Regions from separate parts of the Mus musculus genome. Here region 1 is linked to region 2. The links are chromatin loops, found by intact Hi-C in ENCODE. Cell type or tissue: heart. All regions are shown on one strand. Links, peaks and the distances in the headings refer to the core of each region. The heading gives the core; the rest is flanking DNA. Region 1 holds the start of H4f16 (H4 histone 16). Region 2 holds the start of Strap (serine/threonine kinase receptor associated protein).

The links. Peaks named below come from ENCODE experiments on the same cell type or tissue, not always from the same donor. Only the 100,000 strongest peaks of a DNase experiment are listed, where the experiment ranks them.
Region 1: a loop joins it to region 2, with 4 times the contacts of the local background. A loop is called at or near these places in 5 of 42 quality-filtered maps.

What each region holds. Positions count from the first base shown.
Region 1 is chr6:136,803,516-136,812,239 of GRCm38, reverse strand. H4f16 (H4 histone 16) reads left to right here and starts at 7,809. Exons shown (of 1, transcript NM_175652.3): 1 at 7,809-8,247. The coding sequence starts at 7,861. The coding sequence ends at 8,172. It overlaps H2aj (H2J.A histone), which reads right to left and starts at 3,992. Exons shown (of 1, transcript NM_177688.4): 1 at 2,166-3,992. The coding sequence starts at 3,900. The coding sequence ends at 3,511. In heart, for the core only: no CTCF peak of the experiment used is centred there; DNase peaks (open chromatin) are centred at 2,949, 3,449, 3,959 and 7,779; H3K4me3 peaks cover 4,059 bases; H3K27ac peaks cover 3,725 bases.
Region 2 is chr6:137,730,828-137,739,551 of GRCm38, reverse strand. Strap (serine/threonine kinase receptor associated protein) reads right to left here and starts at 4,470. Exons shown (of 10, transcript NM_011499.3): 1 at 4,086-4,470; 2 at 3,087-3,222; 3 at 113-194. The coding sequence starts at 4,197. In heart, for the core only: no CTCF peak of the experiment used is centred there; a DNase peak (open chromatin) is centred at 4,471; H3K4me3 peaks cover 2,469 bases; H3K27ac peaks cover 1,675 bases.

The DNA.
Region 1 (8,724 bases), core at 61-8,060, 930 kb after region 2:
TCGGCTACCCTCCATAGACCTCCCAGGATCTAGTAAGGAGCATCACTATCCACAGTGGATTGGGCCTGCCCTTCCACATCAACCATTAATCGAGATAATGCCCCTGCAGGCTAATCCGATGGAGGCATTTTTTAAATTGGGATTCGTCTTCCCAGACACTTCCTTGACACTAGGTTGTCAAGTTGGTAAACCAGTATAGGTGAAGGCCACCTCACCAAGCCTCCCCATCTCCCCCAGTCCTATACAGGGCCTTCTGAGTCTTGTCAGCCCCCTCAACTTCCCTTAACCCTTCCTGCCTCCCTGCAAGTCACAGAAAACAAACCCATTTAATAGTGTTTCCAAACCAAGTGACTGGAACATTCTAAACCTTTGATGGTTTGAATGACAATGGCTCTCATGGGTTCAGATATTTAAAATCCTTGGTCTCTGGTCGGCAAAAATGGTTCTGGGAAGGGGGACTAGGTGTGACCTTGCTGGAAGTGTGTCTGTCACTCTGGGTTTTGAAACCTCAAAAGCCCATGCCAGGCCCACTCTGTGGATCGGATAGATGTAAGCTCTTGGCCACTGAGCCTTCAACATGCCTTCCTCCCTGCTCCCCATCATGCTGGTTATGGGCTCAGCCACTGTAAGCAAGCCCTGACTAATGCTTTCGTTTTAAGTTGCCTTGGTCATGGTGTTTCGGCAATGGAGAAGTAATCAGGACAGAATCCGAGACCAGTTCTGTCAAGCTTACGCACATCGCCTTAGCATTTGGCCTTGCCTCGGATGGATTTGCGGAGTTTGGATTTAGCATGCCAGTCAGTGCCAACTACGGCATGGGCTAAACCTTCTTTCCAGAAATGCAAAACTCAACAGACCAGTTCTTTGGGCTCCAAAGTCCAAACTGGCTCTGTAGGGAAACAAAGCCTGCCCAGACTCCCTGTTCCACTGAACTGTCTTCCTCTGCAGGGGAGTGTCAGCGTGCAAATAACACCAAGCACTGGAAATCTACCAACGTCTGACTTCAGGCCAGACTAAAAAATGCCTAGGCTCATGTATCAAACTTTAGCCCTTTAAATCAACCTCAAGAACTGTAAGGATCACAGGTTGAACTGATTTTGTACATTTCTGTCAATTTTCAACAGTTCTCAGAAGAGCAGTATTTGGAAAGATTCTAAGGATTTCTGGAGCATAGCGAAGGTTGGGTGTAAATGGGGACATATCTTCTATCTTGTTCATCTTGCTCTTCCAGTACCAAGGAAGACTTAAAGAATGAGAAAAAGACTGGGTTTGGTCTTCCCACTTTTGTCCTTTTATCTTCATGATGTTGGTAACCATCTTTCAGGTGTGTCATCTCTTCAGTAAACTAGACTCAATATCAAAACCAGCACTTGAAAACTAGATGTTTGAGTCTGCACTCATCGATACAGGGGGTGACTGCTATGTATTGGCTTGAAGTGATATCACAACTTATTCTAACAAGTGAGTCATATTTGAGACAATCCTCCTGTACAGCCCTGTCTGGGAACCTGTATCTCAGACTGGCCTTGAACTCAGCGTCTTCCTCGGTCTCCCAAGTTCTAGAATTAGGGTTCCAAACCACGCTTGGCTCCAGTGCTTTAAAATTTTGGCTGCTGGGAAAAGCTGTCCTACAGGTATGACAAAGGTCCTCTCCTTGTAAACTCTTAGTACCTGCAACCTGTACAACACAAGACCTGCTTTGTCATGGTCACCCCATGATTTATGGTCACTGGGGAAGGAAGGGACTCACAGGCCCCTTCCACTCACTGGCTCACCAGCCTACACTAGGATGGTCACCTTTCTGATCCTGTCAACAGTGCCCCACAGGGTGAGGCAATATTTGCTCCCACCTTACCTACTCACGCTTACCTATACTTAAGTCACAAGAGCAAACCCTTAGTCCTTGTCAACAGTACTTCTCAATGTGAGCACCTAATGCTAAGACATGGTTCTAAAATAACTTAGTCCCCCCAAAAATGTATTATGAAAGTTTACCTCCTGAAACCGCCCATAACACCATTGCAGTCTGTTCTCCTCAGGTGTCAGTGGGAGCAACCTGCCTCTTTATCAGAGGTACGACAAACCTTTATACATCGTTCAAGATGAGCACCAAGAATTCCAATGTCAATACAACAAACAGTAGAAAATCAAACACTGTCAAGACACAGATTTGTAATATATTCTTTATTTGTCCTTTTTGCTGTCTTCAGAAACCATGGGGGGGGGACCACGTGTTCGGGACAGTGAGACCTAGCTGGCCTCATTCACAGCTGTACCCTCAGTTACTAGCACGTGGTGTAGACGTCATACCAATACTGGGAATGAAATAAATTTCGAGGGGAAATACTGCAAATGAAGAGGAAGACTTGAACTCTGACTCCCCCCCGGGGGTGGAGGGGAAGAACCCAGAGTGAAACCTCCGTAGCATGGGATGTTTTGTGGCTCCTGCTAACAGAATGATGGTTACTGAGTGAGCAGGAAACGGAATGACCAAGGCAAGAATCGCATTTCCAGGGCCCTGGGGTTTGGCTCTCCGCGTTACGTTAACTCACACGACCCTTTCCTTCCTTGAGGCGCCATCACCCAACTCAACAGTTACGGAAAAGAAGAAACCTGATCCCAGGAAAGCTAACAGTCACCCCTAAAAAAAAAAAAAAAAAATCGGTTTTGCTTTTAAGTAAAATCAGGCTGATTCTCAGAATCAGTGCTGGATAAGAGGCTGCCATGCAGCTAAAACTCGAGGGGAGACAGAAACATATTTTGAGACACGGTCTAATGTAGTTCAGAAACGGCCACAAACTCGCTATCTAGCCACGAAAGGCGTTCTACTTCCCAAATGCAGGGATGAGGGGTAACACCACCGCAAGCACCAAGAGAAGATCATTTTAGGAGCTGCTAAACATACACTACTTAAGACCGAGGGCCCCGCTGTTACGCAACACCATCCAGAGCGCAAACTTCGTGACTCACTTCCGTATTGCACAAGTTACTTCATTATAAAGAATATTGAACACAAGTGTGCAATGTGAAGATGGCTGGCATTCAGATCACGAATACGTAACATCTATTAGCTTAAATACTACCATAAATAACTAGCACCCACCAAGGATCCCAAGTTCCTGTCTTTTCCAAATGGCTAGGGTACATATAGCTCAACCTTCCTATGTATGACAAGCGAGGCAACTTCTTGTTCACAGCTCGCAACACCTTCCCTACCACTTTTCCCTAAGACTGGGGAGTTAGGCAAAGCCAATTCCAGAGTAGCCTCTGGGCACTAGGTCCGCTTCTCCTGCCCACGGTGATGCGACGGGGCTCTCCCAATCCACCCGCTGGGTTCCTCCGGCTCGCACATGGCCACACAGGTGGCCTGCGTCACGCTCAAAGTTGGAACTCGTCCCCACCCAACACCCCCTCGGTCCCGCGACTACACAGCTCTCTAGATTACTCGCTTTTCACCGACTTTATTGGCTGCGGACTGTGGCGGGCGGGCTCTGCACCCGTCTGTCGGGTTCACTTGCTCTTCACCTTCTGGCTCTCCGTCTTCTTGGGCAGCAGCACGGCCTGGATATTGGGCAGGACGCCGCCCTGCGCGATGGTCACACGGCCCAGCAGCTTGTTGAGCTCCTCGTCGTTGCGGATGGCCAGCTGCAGGTGACGAGGGATGATGCGCGTCTTCTTGTTGTCCCTCGCCGCGTTGCCCGCCAGCTCCAGGATCTCGGCCGTCAGGTACTCCAGCACCGCCGCCAGGTACACGGGCGCTCCCGCGCCCACGCGCTCCGCGTAGTTGCCCTTCCGCAGCAGCCGGTGAACGCGGCCCACGGGGAACTGCAGGCCCGCGCGCGACGAGCGCGACTTGGCCTTGGCGCGCACCTTACCGCCCTGCTTGCCTCGCCCGGACATGCTCGACCCCGCGCCTGGAACTCCAACACCGGCTCGCTCAGTTCCGGGACGACGCGCGCCACCCCGGAACTGCCTCGCCAAACTGCAGCCGCTGCCGCCCGTGACAGGCAGGTACCGTACCCAATCAGCTCGCGGAAGCAGAGCCCCCGCCCATCCAGATGTCTCCCAATCAAAAGCTCAAATTTCTAGTCCTAATTTACATAGTTCACAGGCATCCTCAAACTTGTTGGGATTGGCTGCCAGGATGTAGTTAACTGGGTGGTTCGAGTCTGCAATCCCAGCACTAGGGTAGCCGATACAAGATTGCCCGGAGCCTAAGGTCAGCTGTAGATATTCCAAGATCCATACCAGCCTAATAAGGAAGGAACGGAGGGAGGGCAGCGAAAACGGGGAGTTAAGCAAAGCCATACTTGGTTCAAATCAGTAATCCTAGCTTTTGGAGGGAGAAAGAGCTGAAGTAGGAGGATTACCAATACAAAGACAGCCTGGGCTACTTTGTGCGTTATAGACCAAGCTAGGAAGTGAGACCTTATCTCAAAAAATAAAAATGATGGTGTTGGCATTTCTTCTAGGCTCCGCCCCACAGTTACCTGGCAGCAGCCAGGTGTGCCTGACCCACTGTAAAAGAAGCTGCTTGCCCCCCCCCACACACACACCCACACTTTTCTCTTGCTTTCTTACTCTCTTAGCCCTCTGTCCCTTCTCTCCCATTCCCCTACCCCTCTCTCCACGTGTTCATGGCCGGCCTCCACCCGCACACCCCCTCGGCCTTTTCTCTCTCTCTCTCTCTCTCTCGCTCTCGCTCTCGCTCTCGCTCTCTCTCTCTCTCTCGCTCTCGCTACTACCCCCTCAACTCACCTCATGCCCTAAATAAACTACTATACCGTCCTGTGGCTGGTACCTCAGCATGGGCCGCACCCCCTCTACCCCCTACGTGCACAATAACGCTCCTCCACCAAACGTCCCCGGCTTTTTTTTTTTTTTTTTAAATAAAATACAACAGTAAGCAGACTATGGTGTTCAGTGCCTATAAACCCAGCTGATGCAGGAGTATGGAGAACTTGAATTGAGCCTGGCCTAAGAGAGAAACTACCTGGAAACAATCAAAAACCGGAAGCCCAGAGAAGAGCACCTCTGTTCCCTCATACCATACTCATGGAAATTAGTCTCCAGTATAGCCAGGGGCGACTTTCAAATCTGACTATCTGACTCCAGGGTCTGTGCTTGTGAGTGCCACAGCAATTCCGGCTCAGCCATAGCTCCTTGGCTGAATTCTGCCCTCCTAGAACGAGCTTTCGTCATCTGCTCCTTGACACACCCACCTGGAGAGCTAGCTGCAAAAGAAGCTTTGTAGGTTTTCTATTTGTTTTAGTTTTTGAGACTTTTCTTCCTGTAGCCCTGGCAGCCGTGGAACTCACTATAAAAACCAGGCTGGCCTTCAACTCAGAGATCTGCCTGCCTCCCTAATGCTGGGATTAAAGTTGTGTGCAGCCACCAGCCTGGGACAAAAGCTGGTTCTTTGGCCTGTCCTACCTATACCACATGAGGCTGGTCTTTGGACACTGTTGCTGCTCCTGGGGACAGTCCCTTCCTTCTCAGGGCCTCGAGGCCATAGTCACAGACTAGGCAGGAATGCAGTCCTTGTGGATAGCATGGATGAATCTGATAGGATATTAACATTACGTGGCTCTGGGGCTGTGTATGAGCCGGAGAAGAACCACTGGATTCCAGAGGGGAGGACCCTTCGCCTCTGCCTGCCTGCCTGCTGGAGGTTGTCACTTGGTGCTCCATCGAGACTTTAGATTACTCTTAGGCCAAGACACTGGAAACAGAATCCCTCAACTTGTTCTTATGATTCATATGATAGGCCCTTGACATTTGAAACAAACTAAAGTGTTTTTCTTCCACTGTTTCACTCCGGTACTTCAGTTTACTGCATTTCTGAAATTACACAACTAAGTAATGTCAAACGCTGATTAAATGTCATGTAGGTTTTTTTGTATCCATTTAATTAAAATATCATAAATTTACCCTCTCCTTAGTCTAATTGCGATTTTATTTAAATAAACTCCACAGAACCAAGTGAAGTGGGGCCTGTCTGTGATCTTAGTATAAAGGAGGCGTGGACAGGAGAGTCAAGATTGTCCATCGAAGATTGTCCATCGTTAGCTACAGAGAGAGTTCCCACCTAGCCTGAGCTACATAGGATCCTGTCCCAAGATACAAAATATTAAACACACACAGAGAAAAACCAACCCCATGTACTTCTATCTATGTACATCTTTATTTCCTAGCACAGTAATGAGCTAACCAGGAGCTGGGGTCCCCCATACACCTTTGGATCTGAACAATATACTCCACCATCAAGGAGGTATCCCGGAGCCAACTTCCTCAGAATCCTGGCTGTACCACCTAACAGCTGACTTTCATATACTATCTAATGCTCCTAAGCATTCGATAGGTTATATATTCTAAGTCAATGTGTATGGAAACCTCTGGTGCAGTTTTGGGGAAGAAAGCTCTAGAATATCTTCTGTAAACCATCTTAAATGTATGTTTATGGAAAGGTCTCTTTGCTTTCTTTTTGCTTTTCTCTCTTTTTTTTGTGTGTGTTGTTGTTGATTGTTTGTTTGTTTGTTGACACACAGTTTTACAAATTTGAATAAGTATTCTGGCAGCAGCTTTCATTTTGGTAAGAATTCTGAAGAGCAAGGGATTTAAAATCATGAGGTAAAATTCAATGATTAAGGCTTCTTCCCCCTCCAGCTATCCTAGAGCTCAATCTCTAAGAGACAGGGAGGGGACAAACAAATGAAATGCTGTTTGAGTTGTGGAACTAATGGGAATTGTAAAGTACTACAAACTAAACGCATTTATCCTGCTGCCTTTTTCTTTTTTTTTAAGATTTATTTATTTATTATATGTAAGTACACTGTAGCTATCTTCAGACACACCAGAAGAGGGCATCAGTTCTCATTACAGGTGGTTGTGAGCCACCATGTGGTTGCTGGAATTTGAACTCAGGACCTTCAGAAGAGCAGTCAGTGCTCTTCACCACTGAGCCATCTCTCCAGCCCAAAACCTGCTGTCTTTAAAAACGAAACAAACTTAAGGACAGTCCTGTTATTCGGAGTCATGCTTTTGACTTCTGGTACTTTACAAGCTATTTGAGTGGGGAGGAGGGGAAATGTATTTGAGTCTGTCTAGCCTAGGCTGGCCCCAGCTCTTGGCAATCCTGCCTCAGCCTCCGGAGAGCCTAAATTACAGATGTGAGTCACCAGGTCTCTTTTAAACGCAAGCAACAAGGACCTCGGATCTAAATGACAAGTTACAATAGTTCAGCTAAGTAACTATAGGAACAATTGGCTGAAAAGCGAATACCAATGTGTTTGCAATGCAGGAGCAGAAAATCCATACACTGCAGAAACAGTTGAAACCAAATAGGAAGTGGGAACTAGCATAATTTTCTTATCGTGGCCACAAAAGAAAGGCACTAAAACACTTCTATCCCCTCAAAAGACTCTCTCGTGAAAATGTAAACTGCTTCGGTATAAGACCTAGTAAGCTAGATTTCTATTGCTAGCTTCTTTTCATTTTCACATTAAAGTTGTGTAAAAACAAGCATGCTGCTTAGAAAATACCGAATCAGCGTGCACTGAAGATAACAAGCATGATGCGCCGTTTTTATTTGTGCTAAAAAAAAAAAAGAGGAGAAATAGATTGTTACCTTATATTATTTAAACTTTCAAATGTGCTAGGGTTCCTGGAATTTGGAGAGGGAACCGAAAGGGTTTTATGGTTCTTGGGAGACAGCAGAGCACAAAGAGCCAGGGGGTGGAGTCTAGAGCTCCGCCCACTCCTTGCTGTTTTCAATCAGGTCCGCTCCCAGGAAATATAAGCTCTTGCTCGGCGGCGGATTACTGTAGTTTCTCCTGTCTCTTTATTAGGTTGTTTACTAATATGTCAGGACGAGGAAAAGGCGGCAAGGGTCTGGGGAAAGGTGGCGCCAAGCGACACCGCAAGGTTCTCCGCGACAACATCCAGGGCATTACCAAGCCCGCTATCCGGCGGTTGGCTCGGCGTGGCGGCGTGAAGCGCATCTCGGGTCTCATCTACGAGGAGACTCGCGGTGTCCTCAAGGTTTTCCTTGAGAATGTGATCCGCGACGCCGTCACCTACACCGAGCACGCCAAGCGCAAGACGGTTACGGCTATGGACGTGGTGTACGCGCTCAAGCGCCAGGGCCGCACTCTGTACGGCTTCGGCGGCTAAGCGAGCCCTCCTGTGCCTAGGCCGTTCCCTTGGCCGGCTTCCCCCATCCACAAAGGCCCTTTTCAGGGCCCACAAAGCATCAGAAAGGAGCTGTGGACATTTGTAGTTCTCACTAGTTATGAGCGTCTCATTACTTTTTGTATTTGGTATGCTTTGTCTTGTATGCAAATTGAGCTGCCTGGGTGCACTTTTTCATTGGAGGACTTGGGCTGGTGGCCCCGCCTACCGCCTGGGACCTGCTCAGAATGCTTGCGGAGTGGTCTGCGTGAATGAGTTTTTTTAGGTGTCTGTTGAGTTGACAGCCCCAGAGTGCTAGGGTGCAGCCTCTGCGGACGCTCTAAAAAGGGGAAAAAAGCTCCTGTAGAGACAGTGGACCTGAATGAGGGCAGGTGTGGAGGCTTGGAACCCCACAATAAAGTCACCCTGTAGCTTAAACTTGGCTTTCTCAGCTGTAGCTGTTTCTCTGCCTTAAGCACGTGGGTTTGGGGGAAGAGGAGCACTCGGATGTCTACCATTTAGTTCAGGCTGGTATAAGTCTTTCGGTGGTCCTTC
Region 2 (8,724 bases), core at 171-8,170:
AGTGACCCAGTAATACTTCTTTGACCTCAAATGAAATTCAAGGCTTTTTGTGCTATGCAAGCAGTGTACCACATTGAACTACATCCCTACCCAAAATTCCATTTTCTCATACCTGTGTGAAATCCACAGTCTTGACAATGTGCTTATGAGCCAGGGTCATCAATTCATCTCCTGAGACCGCATCCCATACTTTGCTAAATGTAAACATAAACAAATATTAACATTAATACAAGATTAAATATATTGGTAATTTTGAGCAATACAAAATAATTATATGCATAATATTTATAAGTGTATTATGCATTTGACATAGTGCTAATTATTAGGATACTTAATTTATCAAAAGCCTAAAACACAATTTTCCCATAGGACTTTTTACCTCTTAATTTTCTTTGACATTGAAAAAGAATAATTCATGCGAGATTCAAAATTAACCTAGCCTAGTTTTTAGCTTAGAGCTGTAATTTTGTATTTTTACCATATCTGCAAAATATCTTAACCAATTCAATTCACCAAGTCATCCTTCTATCTAGCCACAGGCCAGAGAAAAATATAAAGAACTTCTCTGATTTAACAACTTTAAACAAAGCTTTTTTTGTTTGTATTTTGTTTTTGTTTTTGTTTTGTTTTTCGAGACAGGGTTTCTCTGTATAGCCCTTGCTGTCCTGGAACTCACTCTGTAGACCAGGCTGACCTTGAACTCAGAAATCCACCTGTCTCTGCTTCCCAAGTGTTGGGATTAAAGGTGTGCGCCACCACCGCCCGGCATTTAACAACTTTAAAATCTTACAACGTTAGACCTTGATACAGATCAGATAAAGCTTAAATCAAGATGTAGAAGATCAGGTGCTACGAGGCATAATCCATACACACTGTACAGTGCTGAGACAGGAAGATTCTGCAGTTAGGTTGGCCTTAAGTACTCAGTCAAACTTTTCTCAAAACACAGACAGAAGTAGAAACAAAACAAAAGCAAACCAGCCGTCTCCCCACTCCAAGTACATAAGGCTGTGAGTGTGCACATACAAGCTATCATGCCAAAGTCCAGAGATCCCAAATAGAACCGAGGTCGTCAGGAGCAATCAGAGATAGGAACGCCAAGGGCCAGCAATGCAAAGCATTCGGCGGCATGAACAGCACTAGTAACATTTACAAATCTAAGAAATAGGAGCTGGTGATCCAATAACTAATTACATGCGTGGAGTTATATAAAAAGCATGCTTGAGAGAAATAATGTCACCATATTTCTCTTATAACCACTCCAGTCTCTTCTATTATAGTTTAACCCTCTGCCCCAACCTCCTTCTCTTTCTGATTCTAGCCACCCAGGGTTCTAACCATGACCCATTCCTCAGACAGGCTGTGTATTTTCTGAAGCTCCACACAGTGCATCTGTGTCCTCAGTGTTGTTTGCATACTCAGTTCAAATGCTAATCTCTCTCTACTCAATTTCCTTTCTTCAATAATTATTTTCTTTATTTCTGCTTTTGTTTTGTTTTGTTTCCTTTTTGGCAGGATCTCTCTGTATAGTCCTGGCTTGGAGCTGATGCATCCCCAGACTAGTCTCGAATTTGAGATCCTCCTGCCTCCACCTCCCAAATGCTTAAAGGGATTAAAGAGGCATGTGCTGCCACATCCAACAACCATTTATTTTTAATTTGCTTAAATCAAAGATGGCAACACAAGCCGGGCGTGGTGGCGCACGCCTTTAATCCCAACACTCGGGAGGCAGAGGCAGGCAGATTTCTGAGTTCGAGGCCAGCCTGGTCTACAAAGTGAGTTCCAGGACAGCCAAGGCTATACAGAGAAACCCTGTCTCAAAAAAAAAAAACAAAAAACAAAAAACAAAAAACAAAAAAAAAAAGATGGCAACACATTGACAACTGCTCCAAAGTGTGAAATTCTTTTAAACAAGGAATCAATAAGGCCATTTTCACTCTCTAGGCTCTGGTCTACTAGCATATACAGCAGCTCTTAACACTGCCTTTGGGCCATCAAGATGCTTTTGTAGGCACACAAGCTGACAACCTGAACCAGAGCCCTCAACCCATACCCCCAAAATTGTCTTGACTTCCTCCACACAAACCCACACACACACAAGAGTAAATTAAAGTTACCTGCATTGATTTAAAAGCACACACAGGTTAGTAACTATACATCAAAAAGTATATAAAATATGACACATGCCTCAATGATTAAAGAGAATCATGTCAGTTTGATAATAGATGCAAAACCCAAAGTAAAAACAGGGAAAGTGTATTATGGCAATGGTTTAGTCCATCTCAGACTGTATCAAAAGACAAAGTGAACTGAGATGAGACGATGTATCCATTACTACAGTGACTGAAGACTCTGTATGTGTGTGTGTGTGTGTGTGTGTGTGTGTGTGTGTGTGTGTGTGTTCCAAAACTCAAGCCTGGCCAGTGTGATCCAGACCACCCTCCTGCCTGCTAAAGACAGTCTCTTGGCTGCCTTCTGATCATTTTGGCTCTTCCAGCACCAATTCTGCCTGCATGCTGCCATGCTTCCCACTATGATGATAATGACCTGAACTCTGAAACTGGAAGCCAGCCCCAGCTAAATCTCTAAGAGTTACCTTTACCTTGGTCATGTTGTACCTTCACAATAATAAAACCCAACTAAGAAAATGAGGATCTAATGAAAATTAAGAATCTTTCAGACAGCCATCTTTAAAACCATAGAAAACAGAAAGTAAATTTGAGGTCCGGTTTTAGATTATCTAGAGCCAGTAATAAAGCTGAGTGAAAAGGTGCCTGGAGACATCACTGTATAGCACTCACTAAGTGTTCAAGACTATCTGTGAAGGACATCAGCAGCACCCATTGTCCAAGCTGTATAGCTCACCACGTTCCTGGTCTCGATGAGAGAGACATCAGTCCTTGAAACATCTCAAGTCACAAGGATGCTCAGAGAGCCAGGACAGAATCGTGGTGAGATCAAACACCATGTACTGTCTATAGCATCCTCGGAGTCAGAACCTCATGTCTAACTGTGAAGTTGGAGAATCTGGCCATGTCACCACAAAATTCAAACAGAATGAAGTTAGCCATTTTTGTTACACTTACGCTGTGAAGTCTGCAGCTGCTGTCGCAGCTTTGGTGGCATCCTTATTCAATGTTGCACCCCAAACAGCACCTTTATGACCCAAAAATGTTCCAATCCAGTCTCCTGTATCTCCCTGGCGGAGCATGGGCTTGCCATCTAGAAAATATTTTCAGACATCTGTGATTTAGAAGCATGCAACGTAATACCAAATCCTGAGCAGCAAACTACTGGAAAACCGTTGTTCTGACTGCTCCCCCCTACTCCCATTAAGCCGTGGGGGCGTGGGGGAGGGTGTCCCCATCCTGGTCTGTGCATATGGTCTCAGTGACCTAGGGACTAAGGAGTTGTAGCCACTCTTCCTGGGAAGCATAAGCAATTTTGGGACCGAATGAGAGGCCTCCCTCATCACCTTTGCAAACTCGGATTACAAAGCAACTATAAAGACCTGGGAAACGCTCTTCCACAAGACCTGATTCCGATTCCCAGCGCCCACACGGAGGCTGACAACAGCCTCTAACTCCGGCTCTGGACAATCTGATGCCTTCCTCTTGGGGCACCCCTTCACACAGGTACAAGCATGCATAGAGACAACACAGGCACACATAAATAAAAACTTCTGAAAAACCGTGGGCTGGATGCCAGTGACATGCGGTGTCAAAACGATCTAGATAGCCGCTTTTTACTTTGGACCACATAAACCTAACGTACACTTTCGTCGGGGAAAAAAAAAAATGAGGCTCACACCACAAAGGATGAAACAATGAGTGAGAGGACATAAAGGGCACTCCTCTCGGCCTGGCCTAATTTCTTCTTCCCGTAAATCCTTGGCAAACACAATGTAGTTGTGTGGGTAGAAAGGCGAGGTGTTGGGGAGCACTAACAACGGTGGGGAGGAGGGACGCATAAAGCCCGGCCAGGGGCGACCCTCTAGTCCCAGCAGCGCGATGGCTGTCGCTGGCAGCCACGACCCACCCACCCGTCGGCACTCGGGAGCCGCGGCCGTCGCGGGCTCAGCTCACCTTTGCAAGCGCTGATCAGAAAGTAGCCGTAAGGCGTGATGCCGCTGAAGGCCAAATCCACCACGGGCCGCGTGTGGCCCGAGCAAGTGAGCGGCGTCTGCCTCATGGCCATGGCGGCGGCGAGCGCGGTGACGCGGAGCGGGGACCGAGGGTCGCGGTCGTCCTCCTTCTCTGCCGCGGCGCCTCAGGCTGCTTGAGGCCCCCGCACTCACGCCGAAGGAGGCCGGCTCCAGAGTCCCCGCGACTCGCGGCCGCCAAGGGAGGGACAGGGAGGGAGGGAGGAGGGGAGGGGAGCGCCGGAGAGCCGGCCTGCCGCCACTCACGGTCCCTACCGGTAGCGGCAGGACGTGACGTCGCCCGACGCGTCGCGTCAGCCGGAAGTGACGACTGGCGGGAAGGCGGTAGTTCCCAGCAGCAGCGCGAGAAGCAGTGTGCGCAGGCGCGAGCTCGGAGACCGAACCCATGCTGCTCTGACGACGTCAAGCGCGCGGCGTCCCGTTGCTACCCAGTGTTGGGAGCCGCCGAGTCCGTCCCTTGTAGGATGCTGTTGTAGAGTTGTAACCTTCTCATTGCTAAGCTACAGACACACTTTTCCATAATCATCTCACATCTAACTGCCTACCCAGTAGCAACCATTCTGTCGCTCTCCTTCCCACCCCCCTCCCGGCATACACCGTCACAACTCACAAACAGTAATGACTTCCCTAATAGAGTGGTTATGCTAACAACATTTATATCCTGGTGACAGATAAGTGACTGGCGTTTAGTGGATGGCCAGCAAATGCTTATTTGCAAGTGGGAAATATTCACTTAGTGCTCAGCAAGGATCCGTGACAACCTAACTGATAAGGGCTCTTTCAGTGGCTCTAGCAACTATCACTGCGGCTGGGGAGGGAGAGACCCCAGTCTACTGGGCTAAAGTTCTTGCCATGTAAGCATGAAGTGTGATACCCAGTACCGACAAAAAAAAAAAAAAAGCTATACATGGTGTGATACATGCTTGGAATGCAGCACTGAAAAGATACCAATCCCTGCCAGCCAGCATAGCAATCAGTGAGTTCCAAGTATGAGTGAAAAACATCTCAAAAACAAAAGAGTGTAGATGCATCTGGACCAGTGAGCCATTCTTCACTGAGAGGCTCCTGAGAGGAGGGACCGAACGGATCAGAAATAAAGAAGACAGGAAAGTTGGGGTCAGGAGGTTTTCCCTAAAACTATGTCTTATGCTAAGCTAATTTATTAAGATGTACAGCATCTTATATACTGTTTGTATGGGGAAAATGGAACAGAAAAACCTATCATACAGTGGGACGAAGTCATCAGAAAGCTAACCAAGCAGTGTTGCACAAAAGGAACACAGAATACTTCATGTGTGCCACAGACCAAGCACACACTGGCCTGGGACTGACTACTCCAGTCTCTTTAGGAGGAAAAGTCACGTTCTCACAGACTGAAATCTTAACTCTGGGGGGCCTGGTTCCAGACTTTGCTATGTCTGACCCTGGTCAAAGGCATAGAGTTGGTATCCCCTTTCCCCTTTCTGAAAGCCTCTTGTATCAGCCTGGAACCTAACAGTGAATGGCTCCTGGGGCTCCTAAGACTGACTTCTGCCTACCACACATGCACACACTACTTTTAAAGTGCATATCAAGCATATGTTGGCATTATAATAGACACTGTAGAAGTGACACAAATCCTCTCTACATGAAGAGATCTATGGGTGGCAAAAATGCTCTGTAGATCACTGTGAAAGAAATTCCACAAATAGGCTATCTGAAAATAAATGAAGGTGGATGCCTACTTCATGATAGATAAACTATTCACACACCATGATTATTAATTTGGGATCTTATTATGCTCATTGTTAATCATACCTTTGGGATTTGGTCATCTGTTAGGGCTTCTTTAAAGCCCTATTTTATTCTGCTTTTATTTTTTTTTCTTGATATATAGTCATTGTTCACGGTTACGGAATAGAGTAGTATTTTGATGATTGCAGATCAAATCAAGGTGCTAAGCATAGCCATTACCTCTAAGGCTGTGACTCTAGTGTCTCCTGGGGGGTTTGTTGTAACGGAAGGTTCTGTCTGCAGGTGAGAGTACAGGGAAGCAGGAGAAATGAAAAGGCCTAATAAGTCTTTGAAATAGAGCAGGGAAATGTAAGCTCTCTCTCTCTCTCTCTCTCTCTCTCTCTCTCTCTCTCACACACACACACACACACACACACACACACACACATCTTATATGGCAGTATAAGCTCCTCCACACGTTTTTACTGTGATTGCTAAAGTTAAAAAAAAAAGATGAAGCCTGTGTGTGCATGCTCACAGCATGGCACGGTACTTCCTACTCGTGGATAGCAGAAATGCCTCTTTGTGACCTGTGACATTGAGCTTATGTCAAACCACAGGAATATCTTCCCCAGGCCCTGGTCATATGAGGCTACCTCATCCAAATAGTGATTATGCCACCATAGGCATCCCAGGCTACCCACACTCAAAGGTACAGGCAGACTGTACAGAGCATCTGTGCTTGGGGCTGGACTCTTAAGGGCTATTTTAGAATTCTGCCTATAATTGAGGATGCTCTTGGAGAAGACTGAAATTCTGCCAGGGGCCAGCCCTGGTGGGATCTTCTTTCTTGTTGGTTCTTCTTGAGGCAGCAGAGGGTAAGACTTTGTCTTAGGAGGTACAGATTAATCCGAGGCCGACCATCTCAGGAAGATCACCTGCTAGTTAATAGCTTGTCCTATTATGGCTCCTGACTTTGTCTTAGGAAATACAGGGGTAAGACTTTATCTTACAAGATATTTAGGGTTTCTGTATAGTAATAAAAAGTTTACTATTCTAAGTTACTACGCTACTGTAGCTGACCTGCCTTCTGTGTTCCTCTGAGACCAGAGACTGCAGTCTTAGGCACTTAGCATCTCACCCTAAAACAGCAGGAGATTAAGTAAAGGATTAATGGTTAGAGCCTTTTCCCTTTTGTCCTGACGCCTCTTGCATCAGGAAAGTTTGGAGCAATAAACTTCTATTGAACCAGGAGAAGAGAATAACATTTGCATAAGCAGATATGCATAAACATATGCATAATGCCCTATACTGATTCACACATGCTCATTTATACATTTCCATTCAAACAAGTTGGGTTCAGCTTGCATGCATTCTCACAATTACATACTTACACACACACACACACACACACACACACACACACACACACACACACACACACATCCCATACTTACATATGTGCATGAAGCAAAAGACCAAGCACCAGGGCAGAAAGAACTCCCTCATTCTGGATGAAAAAATGCGCTCCAATCTTTATTGCATACAGAAAGAAAGAGCTTCTACCCTTTTGATGCTAAATGAATTAAACCCAAGTTTGTAAGAAGAAAGCTTTGTTTCTTTTAATAAAACTAAACCTGCCTTGTTACTAAGAAAGGACCTGTTCTGTCCCATGATAAGGAGAAGCTTGTCTGCTCCTTCTGCTCTCTGCAGCATCCTCTTTTTTCCTCATTCCCTCTGCATTCTGCACATTGCTCTCTTAGTATTTTATGTTGACCTATAGTTTCTAAGTTATTCCACTCTGCACTCTCCTTCCAATCTTGCTCTGATGTCACAGTAATGCTCTTACTCCTGATGCCTTTTCTCCTGATGCTGTGCCTATACTTCTAAGTTCTTCTTGAGTCCAGTTCTGTCTAAAAAGTATTCTGTCTAAAAACTTCTCCTCAGCTCAGTTCCTCATAACTCAGTTCTAATTCTTTTCTTTGTCCTCAGCACCTAAAACATCTTTCAGAATACATGATCACATGTTTAAATGTCCATCACAAGTTCACACACAAAAAAAATCATAAATTGAAATAGAAGTTTACAACAGAGAATGTTTACATGAATATCCATTGAGAGTAATTATCTGTCTAAACATCCCCATCACCTGTCACAGCTCCAGGTTCATTGAAAGTCGAAAACCATAACTAAATTATTAGTGAAGTTTTATATAGATAAACCCAGTCAATATTTTATCTTCTGTCCTAGCACTGATAAGAAATCGTTAGTTGCCTTTTTTTTGACCTATGATTGTTTTACAACCTCTTGGAATGTGCTTTGAGTAGGAGAAAGTCTGGTGACACTTGGGAGACTGGCAGAGTTCTCATTACAGTTTTGACTATCAGAAAATGACCTAGTGCCGGGCAGTGGTGGCACACAGTTTTAATCCCAGCACTTGGGAGGCAGAGGCAGGTGGATTTCTGAGTTCGAGGCCAGCATGGTCTACAGAGTGAGTTCCAGAACAGCCAGAGCTATACAGAGAAACCCTGTTTCAAAAAAAAACAAAAAGAAGAAGAAGAAGAAGAAGAAGAAGAAGAAGAAGAAGAAGAAGAAGAAGAAGAAGAGGAGGAGGAGGAGGAGGAGGAGGAGGAGGAGGAGGAGGAGGAGGAGGAGGAGGAGGAGGAGGAGGAAGAGGAGGAAGGGGGAGAGAGAGAGAGAGAGAGAGAGAGAGAGAGAAAGAAAGAAAGAAAGAAAGAAAGAAAGAAAGAAAGAAAGAAAGAAAGAAAGAAAGAAAGAAAGAAAGAAAGAAAGAAAGAGACCTAGTAACAGTCCCAATATAAAAGAGCTTAATTTTAGGAATTCTTTTA